Linked DNA regions of Homo sapiens: regions 1 and 3 are each linked to region 2. Evidence: chromatin contacts called from ENCODE Hi-C or POLR2A ChIA-PET data. All regions are on one chromosome and are shown on one strand. Each heading gives the region's core, a stretch centred on a gene start or an enhancer-like site at or near the end of the contact. The rest is flanking DNA. Distances are from core to core; before and after follow the strand shown.

Region 1 (3,379 bases), core at 871-3,370, 370 kb after region 2:
CAAGGTACCCAAATAATATTGAAAAGTATAAAAAATTTTACCTTGAAAAGAGTTTCTACTTTTTCCCGAGATAGAGGAATGTAATTAGGAGAATAAGCAAAACTGAAAGATGATTCCTTGTTATTTTCTAAAAATGTTATTTGTCCCCATCTTCTTTTTATCAACATGTTCGTCATCTGATGCAAATATATTTTCTTCAAGCACGATGCACGGACCAAAATTGAACCACAGCAAGAGGAAAACAAGTCTTCCAATGAGGAAAAATGTAATCCAATAATTTGCATTAAAGCATTGTTTCTCAAAGTGTAGTCTCCAGAACACTAGTTCCACAGGATATCAATGGGTCTTATGCAAATAAGGGTTTCATGGCAAATACTTTTGAGAAATTTGAAATTCAACAAAAGATCAATTAATTTTTAAAAATGCTTCAGTATGCATGAGTCCTTAGTATACTCTGAATATACTACCATACTGTGTAACACCACACTATGAACTGCAGCACTTCCAAAATTATTTAACACGATTTTTTTTCATGCCTATCTCACACACTTGGTTCATGAATTATCCTTTGAGAATACACATTGGACTAGAATTTCACTAGTTTCCAAAGATGGACACCATACAGGAAAGTGTGCCAAAAGGAGAAAAAGCAAATAGTAAATTTGATATGTGCAAAACTTAAGGTGACTATAAGGAAGTTTGTGGTCAGTGTCTTAACTCTCTTCTGCATTTGAAAGATTAGTAATACAACACATTAAAGTTTTTCAACATGGCAGTCCTATGGGGAATCAACCATGCTGGAAACATCACCAGCCCACAAAATCATTGCCAGATTTTTCCCACATCACAGCAGTAACACTACTTCTGAGAATGAGAAATGACCCTCCAAGAAGTTTAGTACCCCCGTCCTGCCAGGTTTCCAATTTTTACTAACACTTTTCTTTGTGCACAACCTGTATTAATTCACATGGATGTTTTAGGCTCATTATTACCATTAGTCATGGGATCACAGATACACACAGTAGTTTAAATAAGTTAGAGGAAGCCTGTATTTAGTACAAGCTGTGAATTAGAGCTGAATCTTCTAACTTGCAGCTAGACAAACTCGTCCCAAAGAATGCTTGAGAAAAGTGGAATTCCACAGACTGGTTTATCTTGGATAATGGCACAGTAAACAGAACAGTGGAAACCAGGCCAGGAGGAAGGGACCGATGCTTCTTCAGGACAGGTCCTTGCTGCATTTGCTCTATCTCATGCCCAGGAGGATGTGCCTACTCCTGGGAGCTCAATTCACATTTCAGAAATGCTGCTGTCCATCGACTCACAGCATACTGGGCAATGCCACTTGCAGACATGAAGGAACGGGGGCTTCAGGCAACCTGGAATGACTATATGTAATTCTATGCCCTCTTGCTGGGGATACAGTGTTCTGTGGTGAGAACAAACCTTTCATCAGCTTAGGAAGTGTTGTGGCTCAGTCTTTTAGCATTTAGGGGTCAAGGGTGGGAAATGGTTCATCCCAGAAGCAGCTCTTGGTTTTCAGTAGATGTTTTATTTTCTTTCTAATGTTTTCCAGCTGAGTCGATTTCAGACCGATGGAGGTCAAATGATTTACACTGATGCCCAGTGAAACAGAACAGCTGGGACTTGAACTCGGGGACTTGACTGGTGGGCAGCCCCCAGCCTAGTCAGTCAAATGCTCTCCTCCCAGGTTTTTACTGCCTCTCTGGTTGCACCTCAAAGGCAGCCTGCTGTGTCTGGCAGGGCCCATCTCCTGGGCCGTGTCTGCTCCTGACTGGAATAAGAGGCCTGTGACAGGTCAAGTCTGAATGTTCTGGCAGAGCGGCACAGGGCAGACTGCTCCACCCCTGCTCAAAGCACACAGCGTCTGGTGAAAGCCAGATTGAAGATAGCTAAATGCGCATGCCAAGATTCCAAAAGGAAAAACTTAGCTCTCAACTTTCCTTTGCATGGTGATTTTTCATCCTCTCCTTTTTCTTTTTGTAAAAAGGGAATCCCCATGTTTACAAGTTGAAATCCAAAATGCACAAGTGGTCAGTTCACAATTCTGTGACCCATGAACATCTGTGGGCCTGGGTGTTCCTTGGGAATCTGCAGTGCTTGGAGCAGTGAGCCAAGCCTGCCCTGGCAGAAGGGAATTCTCCAGTGAGTCAAATAGTCCTGCGAGTGCCCGGGGTCTGCTTCTCCTCTGGTTCTGCTTTCCTGGGACATGTCTGTACTTGACTTCCCCTAGTTTTATGAACTGCATTTTGACTATATTTTTGGAGGTGGGTCCATCTGAAACTCGTTACAGGAAGTAGGACAAGAATCTTCATTTTGCCTTTAAGAGAAATAAAACTCTGTAATCTGAGATGGGCAAACATGCTCCAAGTCTGTTTACCAAGGAACAAGAACCTCTCTGTGTCTTTTGAGCAGACAGAAAAATTAAAAATAAAATATTTATTTGGGATTTGTCTCTGAGGACTTCAGTGACTGAAAACCAATAGGGCCTCCCCTCCCTCTGTGGAAAGGCGAGTTCCAAAGCCCCGGCTCCCAGGAGAGCCCTATGGTGAGGCTGCTCCAGTACAGCAGGTGGCAGTGGGTGTGGCTGAAAGTGCCTCATCACTTTCATTCTGGATCCTAGGTCTGTAGATGGGCTTTGGCTATATCATCTTTTTAAAGTTTTAATTTGGTAGCTGCTTCAAAAGTTAAGGGAACCCTCAATGGGCAAAGTTAGCATGTGACATATTTGTGTCTCCTCTTTGGACCTTGGTTTTCCTTGTCTGTAAAATGAGGGAATGGACCAGATCACTGCTCCAGAGCCCCAATGCAACTATAGGAATCTGCACTTTGAGGCTTGCTTCTCTCCTAGTAGGAATTCAGTTCCTCTGCCCTAACTTTTCTGCTATAGTCTGGGTGTTATGGGCTGAATTGTGTGTCCCCCACAAATTCATATATGAAAGTCTTAACCAAGTATCTCAGAATGTGAGCATTTTTGGAAATAGGATCTGTATTAGTCTGTTTTCACACTGCTAATATTAAGACATACCCAAGACTGGATAATTAATAAAGGAAAGAGGTTTGATTGATTCACTGTTCAGCATGGTTGGAGAGGCCTCAGGAAACTTACAATAATGGCAGAAGGGGAAGCAAACATGTCCTTCTTCACATGGTGGCAGCAGCAAGAAGAAGCGCCCAGCAAAAGGGGAAAAGCCCCTTATAAAACCATCAGATGTCATGAGAACTCACTATCACGAGAACAATAGCATGGGGGTAACCACCCCCATGATTCAATTATCCATCACCGGGTCCCTTTCACATGTGGGGATTATGGGAACTACAATTCAATATGAGATTTGGGTGGGGACACAGCCAAACC
Region 2 (3,744 bases), core at 1,119-3,618:
AAGCGGGTGGCCTCGCGTTGGGGGTGGTTCTCAGGGGCGGTGCCCTTGGGCCCTCACCCGCGTCTCCGTCGCCCCGCCCTCAGAGCAGCACGTGCTGGCGGAGCTGGAGCGGCAGGCGGTGCTGGTGTACACGCCGTCCCGCAAGGTGCACGGCAAGCGCCTGGTCTGCTACGACGACCGCTACATCGTGAAGGTGGCCTACGAGCAGGACGGCGTCATCGTCTCCAACGACAACTACCGGGACCTGCAGAGCGAGAACCCCGAGTGGAAGTGGTTCATCGAGCAGAGGCTGCTCATGTTCTCCTTCGTCAACGACCGGTAGGTCCGGCTGGGGTCCTGACACCCTGGGGGGCGGCGGGGCGGGGGGCCGGGGTCGAGGCAGTGGCCACGCCTGCTACCAGGTGGAGGAGCTTGGGGTCACCCGGTCACCCAGCCCCTCAGACAGAGCTCCCCCAGGTCCGCATTCTCGGCGGGCACGTCCCCAATAGGTGGGCTGCTTTGCTCTGACCTTGCTGTTCCCAGGGCCACATCTGACACACCACAGAGAAGCCCAAGAGGTGGGCCAAGCATGCAAGCATGTGTTTAGGGCACCACTAACTTAAAAAAACAGAATTGCATACTTCAGAATATTGAAATAGTCATCATGGAAAAGATCTGTACTTTGTTGTATTGCTTTTCACTTATTTCAGGTTTTTGTCTTATTTTATTTTATTTTATTTTATTTTATTTTTTGAGATGGAGTCTTGCTCTGTCACCCAGGCTGGAGTGCAGTGGCTCAATCTTGGCTCACTGCAAACTCTGCCTCCCAGGTTCAAGCAATTCTCCTGCCTCAGCCTCCCGAGTAGCTGAGATTATAGGCACGCACCACCATGCCTGGCTAATTTTTTGTATTTTTAGTAGAGATGGAGTTTCACCATGTTAGCCAGATGGTCTCGATCTCCTGACCTTGTGATCTGTCCACCTCGGCTTCCCAAAGTGCTGGGATTACAGGCTTGAGCCACCGTGCCTGGCTGTCTTTTTTTTTTTTTTAAATCAAAATTTTGAATTACATATGGGAGTAGGCAACAGATTTTTTTTTTTCTTTGACAGGGTCTTGCTCTATTGCCCAGGTTGGAGTGCAGTGGCATGATCACAGCTCACTGCAGCCTTGAACACCTGGGCTCAAGCGATCCTCCTGCCTCAGCCTCCCAAAGTGTTGAGATTTTAGGTGTCAGCCACTGAGCCCAGCCCAGAATCTTTTCTTCTGGGCTGTAAATATCTCCCCCTGCCTGGCCCTGACTCTGGGTTGAAATGTTCAAGAGAACCTGGCTGGTTCATGTAGCCCTGAAATAGGCCTCTTGGGTCAGTTCATCCCAGACCAACCGGCTATGGCTGGAGGCAGAGAGGGACACAGGGCCACAGGCACAAACCACTCAGCTAATGGTGAGGGCAGACACTGGCAAGGTGGATGAGGGTCTGGAGACCCGAGCAGCGTGTGACAGAGCACAGCCAGCTGGGCTGTTGCTCCCATTTCCATTTCTGTTCCAGGCAGTGTTAGCTTGGCCCTCATTCTGGGCTCTCTGACTGACTTTTTGGAACGTGGTTTTAGACAAACTCCTCAGCTCTGTGAGGGCCGGGACTGTATCTGTCTTACGTGCGGTGTCTCCAGCACGCCTGGCCCACAGGGGTGCAGTAACTAGTTGTAAAGGAATGACCGAGTGAATGGCTATGGCTGGGGAAGGGTCGATGGGGAAAGAGGTCTGGGCTTAGGCTGCTTGCACACGGCTGAGCAGCTGCTGACTCTGGACCCAGGGACACAGTGTGGTGTTTGAGAAAGGGCTGGGGCTTTGGAGAGGGCAGGTGAGGTTTCCATCTGAGGCCCTGCCACTTACTGGCTGGGAGTCAAGGGGGAACCACTCAACCTCTCTGAGCTGAATGTTCTTCACCTTGAAAAGGGATTAATAATGTCACCTCTGAGATCATTGTGAGGACTAGAGAGAATTGTGCCCCAGAAGTGGTAGCAGCTATTCCCAGGACATGGTGCAGCAGGGGGTACTGTGGTCCCCAAGGCCAACTGCCCCTGCAGCCGTGGAGGTGGAGGGCCAGAGGCATGGCAGCAGCGCCCTGCAGGAGCCCCCATTGTCATTTCCAGCTACAAAAGGCCAGCGGCTCTCACTGTCCGTCTGTAGCCTGGAGGAATCTGGCTAGTCTGGTAACTATGGGCTCCAGAAATCCTCACTGAGCTCTCAGGGACATGGCCATCTCTGGCCTGATGACAGCCTGGGGCGGGAGCCAAGTCCTTTTGACGCACTGGCCTCCGTTAAGGGCCTGCCAGGAGGCAGGACCTGCCGCCCGCTTGTGAGCGAGGGCGCCTGCCCTGGTGCCCCGGGCACGTCCACAGGGCCCTCTTGGCACAGCTCCTGCTCCTGAGAGAGCAGGAGAGGAAGTCTTTGGGAACGTTTAATAACCACAGTGGGCGGTTCCCCAGATTCTTGGTCAAGGCCCAATTCTGAGAAGCCGGCTGTGCAGCTGGGAGCTGAGCTATGGAGGCCACACAGGGCCGGGGATCACCCAGCTCTCTGCAGAGTGGGACTTCAGCATGACTCTGGATTCTTAGGGGGACAGCAACCCATAAAACATCTTCTCCTTGATTTACAATCCCAACCTCTCTACAGAACCTTTGTATGACCTGGAAGTGGCCTTGGGAACAAAAGTATTTATGTAAAAAGTGGACCTCACTCAGCGAGGGGCGTTTTCCTTCTGAGGAATTGGGTTTTCCCTGTTGAACTCTGAGCATGCATTCCCTTCCTCATTAGGGCTCCATGCCAGGGAGGAGAGAAGGGCAGATCAGGGGCAGGGCAGCCAAGGAAACTAAGACCAGACCCTGTGCCCCCAGGGTGCGCAGAGGAGGAGGTTAAGTCTGCGAGGTGGCTGTATGTGCAGGCAGCACCTGGGATCCACTTCCTCACTGATTCAAACTCCCTGTTCCTATTGAATCTCTTCGCCTGGAGGTTCACAGCCCAGAGCTGTGTTTGGCACGGGGTGAAACACAGGAGAAATGGGACCTAAGCCTCAAGGAGCTCATACAACTCTGAAACCTTCTGGAACTGTTTTTTGTTTGTTTGTTTATTTAGAGATGATAGAGTCTAGCTCTGTTGCCCAGGCTGGACTCCTGGACTCCAGGGATCCTCCTTCCTCAGCTTTTCTAGTAGCTGGAACTACAGGGGTATGACACCACTCCTGGCTTTTCTGGAGCTGTTAACCTCATAGAGGTTTCTAACCTTTTGTTGAGGACAGTGGGAAGCCAGAGGAGCCCTTAGAGCAATTATACTTTCATTTTCCTGGATAAAAATCACCTGGGAAGTTCTTTTTTTTTGGAGAAGGAGTCTCACTCTGTCATCCAGGATGGAGTGCAGTAGCATGATCTCGGCTCACTGCAACCTTCGCCTCCCGGGTTCAAGCAATTCTCCTGCCTCAGCCTCCCCAGTAGCTGGGACTACAGGTGCCCGCCACCATGCCCAGCTAATTTTTGTGTATTTTTTAGTAGAGATGAGGTTTCACCGTGTTGCCCAGGTTGGTTGTGAACTCCTGAGCTCAGGCAATCTGCCCACCTCAATCTCCCAGTTGTGCAGATTCCTGAACAACTTCAGATTCTGATGAAGCAGGTCTTGCGCGAAGCTCGGAGGCTGTCATTTTTTTTTTTTTTAGCCAGGATCTCACTCTGTTACCGGGGCTGGAGTGCAGTGGCACAATCATGACTCACTG
Region 3 (3,658 bases), core at 1,111-3,610, 450 kb after region 2:
CAGCCTGGGTGACAGAGTGAGACACCATCTCAAAAAATAAATAAATAAATACATAAAAAGTAAAAATAAAAATGTATCATGTTATTATTCCTACACTAAATTTATTTAGTTTTTAACTGGTAACTCTCTCCAGTCTCATTATTTTCAGCCTCTACTTTTAGTAAATGAACCTTTCTATTTTTAATAAATTAATTTAATCATTTACTTTTAGTGAGATTAAAATACTTAATTTCTGCACCTTACATTGCGTTTTTTAAAATTTGCTATTCTTTTTTTCCTGCATCTTTTTTCTTTTCATGTCTTCTGTTGGTTTAATAGAGTTTTTAATAATATCCCTTCCCTGTCCTCTACTGCTTTAGAATCTAAGGATTACATTTTACCCTTACATTTTTTTTTTAACATTGTAAGATTTTTTTTCAAACACATGGATGACTCTTACAATTTAAGAAAATAAAAATAACAAAGGAGCTTAAGATACTTTCATTACTGAGAGAGTCTGAGGAAGGGCAAAGAATTTTAAAAATTCATTTGTAAATAGATGATGAGAAAGATAAGTAAATGGAAAAGTCATTAAATTTTTTTTAACATTCAAACTTGATTAAATTTTTTCTAATAAAGCATGAAGTAATTTGGTTTTCTTATATTCCTCCAAATCGGAGATGAATTTTAGCAACTTTATCCATTAAACACCACTCACCTTTTTAAAGTTGCCTAATTGTAATCTTTTTTTAACATACAAACAACTTTTAACACTTAATATTCAACTCATTTTACTAACATTGTTTTACTCAACAGCTCTGTTCACTGTTGCTTTTTATGCCCTTGTACCTTAATTTCCCCCATAATTCATCTTTTAATAATGCTTTTAATGAACTCAGTAAGTAGGAAACTCTCTGTGTCTGAAAAAGGCCAGTGGAATGATTGTTTAGCTGGGTATAAAATTCCAGGTTCACAATTTTTTTATCTCAACACTTTGAAGATATTACTGTACTGTCATCTGATATCTATTGTTGCTGACAAGAAGTCTGCTATGAGCCTAACTATGATTCCTTCATTGGTCATCTGCTTTGCTTCCTTTTCCTTGATATCTTCAGTTTCACTCTAAAATACTTGTGTGAATATTTAAATTTGTTTAATCTGTTCAGTACTCCCAGTGTACTTTTAGTATGAAGGATCACATCTCCAGGCCAGGCGCGGTGGCTTATGCCTATAATCCCAGCACTTTGGGAGGCCAAGGTGGGCAGATCCGAGGTCAGGAGATCAGGACCATCCTGGCTAACATGGTAAAACCCTGACTCTACTAAAAATACAAAAAAATTAGCCAGGCGTGGTGGTAGGTGCCTGCAGTCCCAGCTACTCAGGAGGCTGACGCAGGAGAATGGCATGAACCTGGGAGGTAGAGCTTGCAGTGAGTCGAGATCATGCCACTGCACCCCAGCCTGGGTGACAGAGCAAGACTCTGTCTCAAAAAAAAAAAAAAAAAGAATCATCTCCAATTTTGGAATATTTTGTCCTTTAATTGCTTCAAATATTTCTTCCCTAACATTTTTCTATTCTCTTTTTTCTGGATCTCCTATCAGATGCCTGTTGAAACTTTACAATATTTTTTCCATGTCTCTTAACTGCTCTATCTGTCTATCTGTTTCTGAATTCCATTCTTGGTGAATTCCTCTTGACTATTTTCTAAATCAATTAATATTCTCTTTAACTTTATTTAGCTTAGAACTTATCTATTAAATTTTTACTTCAATAACCATATTTTTCATTTTACTTAATTATTTTAAAGATATCCTCATGTCCTTGTTTCATGTCTCTCTTACAATTTTCTGCTCTTTTTAAATGGAAGCTATTCATTCTTTTGTCTTTTCAAACATCCTAGGCACACTTATTTTAAAGACTTTGTCAGGTTGTTCCTTAAAGCCATCTGGAGTGTATTCATATTCCAGTACTAGATTTTGCTGCCTGCCTTTCTTGGTATTGGATTTTTTTTCCATGTTCCTTAGAATGTATGGTCTGTAGGCTCATTTTGGGTAGGAGATTCATAATCTGTCTCCGTCTTCTTCCTCTCTCTGCTGCCTCTCTCCTCTCCCTGTCTCTCTTTCTTCCTCCTTCTCACCCTCTGTCTTATTCTAGTGGTTTTGTGGCTTCTACCATCCGGACTCCCGGGTCCTGAGTCCAGAATCAGGTCTTAGTTTTACTTCCCATCTTATGAGAGCAATGAGAATATTACACATTTGCTTACAAAGGAGCAAATAGTTTGGTTCACTTCTTACTTGTGAGTTTGTGGTTTTGTTTTTCCACCTCTGTATATCTCTAGCCTCTTATAAGGGCATAGTTCCAGGCAGAAGATGAGCAGTTGCTACGTTTAACTTCCTTTACTTGGAAAGTGAGGGGAAGTGTGGCTTCTCACCCCATGCCTTGGTTTAAAGCACTGAGCCTGGTCTGGCCCTCTTGTTGGCCAGGACACTTCTAGTCTCCTTGACCTTGTCCTATTTCTGGCTGCCACTACTGGATTCTGGACCAGAGCCCAGCTGGCCTGTGGATTCATCATTGCTCACCACTCAGGAATTCCTCCATGCATGAGGATGTTCTTATTTTATAATAAAGCTGGTAAATCCTTTGGATTTCCTCTTTTTATATTCTATCAATCATTACAATATATTTGGGGTCAAGAGAGTGTGAACTCAGTATACCATCTTGATTGGGAGCCCTGTATGGGCTATTCATGCTTCTTTGCTACAGGAAGGTCTATCAGAGGAAATGCTGAGTGTAGAGGCATGGATAACCTGGGATGTAAGGAGTGAAACTTGCAAAGTTAGAGGAAAGAAGTTGAGTAAGATGTCAAGTCTGTGCCAAAGCAAGGTCACATGTTTAGAGAAACGTAATCATTTTTGCTCTATATGTCAGAGGGTAAAGGACAATGCACAGTTTAAGTCAGACATCAAACAGCATTATTCCTGAGGGTTCTTCTTACAGACCCTGTGAGACACTGTTACATCATAGCAGTGAGTTTGTCTTAATGGTGTTGCTTTGAGTCTATTATTAGTGTTGCATGTTGCCAAAAGTTCCAATATTTGAAGTATGCCATGAATATAAAAAGTTATAATCTTTGTTCTACATATTCTGTATCAGAATTATATTCTAACCTAGAAGATTTGCTTCTCTGTATTACGGTATCCACCCAGTGCCAGATAGGTGTTCTATTATAGTTTCTAAAAGTGGTCTTTGAAGATAATGAAATTTTTATTTGAATTATGCTATGCCTAGCAAATCACCATGGAAGTCTGGGTGTCTAATGAAAGATTTCAGATGATACTACTGTTTTTCAATAAACAACATCATAAAAATTTCACCAGTAAAGTCCAGAATACAAGTACCATTAAATTTTGAACAAAAAGTACTTAAGTGTTCATATAGATAAAGATATATCATTGTTGATACTTTTTCTTGCTAGATATCTGCATGACTGAAATGACATTATATGACCTATAAACTACTCCCTGCTGGAAAAGGTGCATTCCAGATGCGGGCTCCACTCAGAGGAATAATGACTTCGGGATTTTGCATCTTGGTTGTCTGTGATTCTCATCTCTACAGCCCAGAAGGAGCCACATGGCTGGATCTCTGCCACTGGCTGACTGCTGTGAGTGCTGCAAGT

The links. Hi-C counts contacts between places; a loop is a spot of excess contacts on that map. ChIA-PET counts read pairs that join two places held with the same protein, here RNA polymerase II (POLR2A). Pooled maps may share reads with other maps.
Region 1: a pooled map shows a loop between it and region 2 (2.3-fold over the local background). The contact joins two enhancer-like sites. A Hi-C loop is called at or near these places in 1 of 37 single-sample maps with no recorded cell type and 5 of 50 pooled maps. POLR2A ChIA-PET finds 5 or more read pairs at or near these places in 3 of 52 experiments (AG04449, BJ and activated T-cell).
Region 3: a loop to region 2 is called in a pooled map, with 3 times the contacts of the local background. The contact joins two enhancer-like sites. A Hi-C loop is called at or near these places in 2 of 50 pooled maps. POLR2A ChIA-PET finds 5 or more read pairs at or near these places in 2 of 52 experiments (OCI-LY7 and activated T-cell).

Annotation. Positions count from the first base shown.
Region 1 is chr6:149,078,837-149,082,215 of GRCh38, reverse strand. No RefSeq gene overlaps it. Among named protein-coding and RNA genes, the nearest start is that of UST-AS2, 48 kb to the right of the region's middle. RefSeq lists an enhancer at 2,124-2,243. Within about 2 kb of position 2,120, at least 19 of the 41 ENCODE cell types and tissues checked have a DNase peak (open chromatin) inside an H3K27ac peak, as active enhancers do.
Region 2 is chr6:149,453,240-149,456,983 of GRCh38, reverse strand. It overlaps ZC3H12D (zinc finger CCCH-type containing 12D), which reads left to right. Exons shown (of 6, transcript NM_207360.3): 4 at 84-318. Among named protein-coding and RNA genes, the nearest start is that of ZC3H12D, 30 kb to the left of the region's middle. Within about 2 kb of position 2,368, at least 23 of the 41 ENCODE cell types and tissues checked have a DNase peak (open chromatin) inside an H3K27ac peak, as active enhancers do.
Region 3 is chr6:148,998,898-149,002,555 of GRCh38, reverse strand. All of the region lies in intron 5 of UST (uronyl 2-sulfotransferase), which reads right to left. Among named protein-coding and RNA genes, the nearest start is that of UST-AS2, 32 kb to the left of the region's middle. Within about 2 kb of position 2,360, at least 13 of the 41 ENCODE cell types and tissues checked have a DNase peak (open chromatin) inside an H3K27ac peak, as active enhancers do.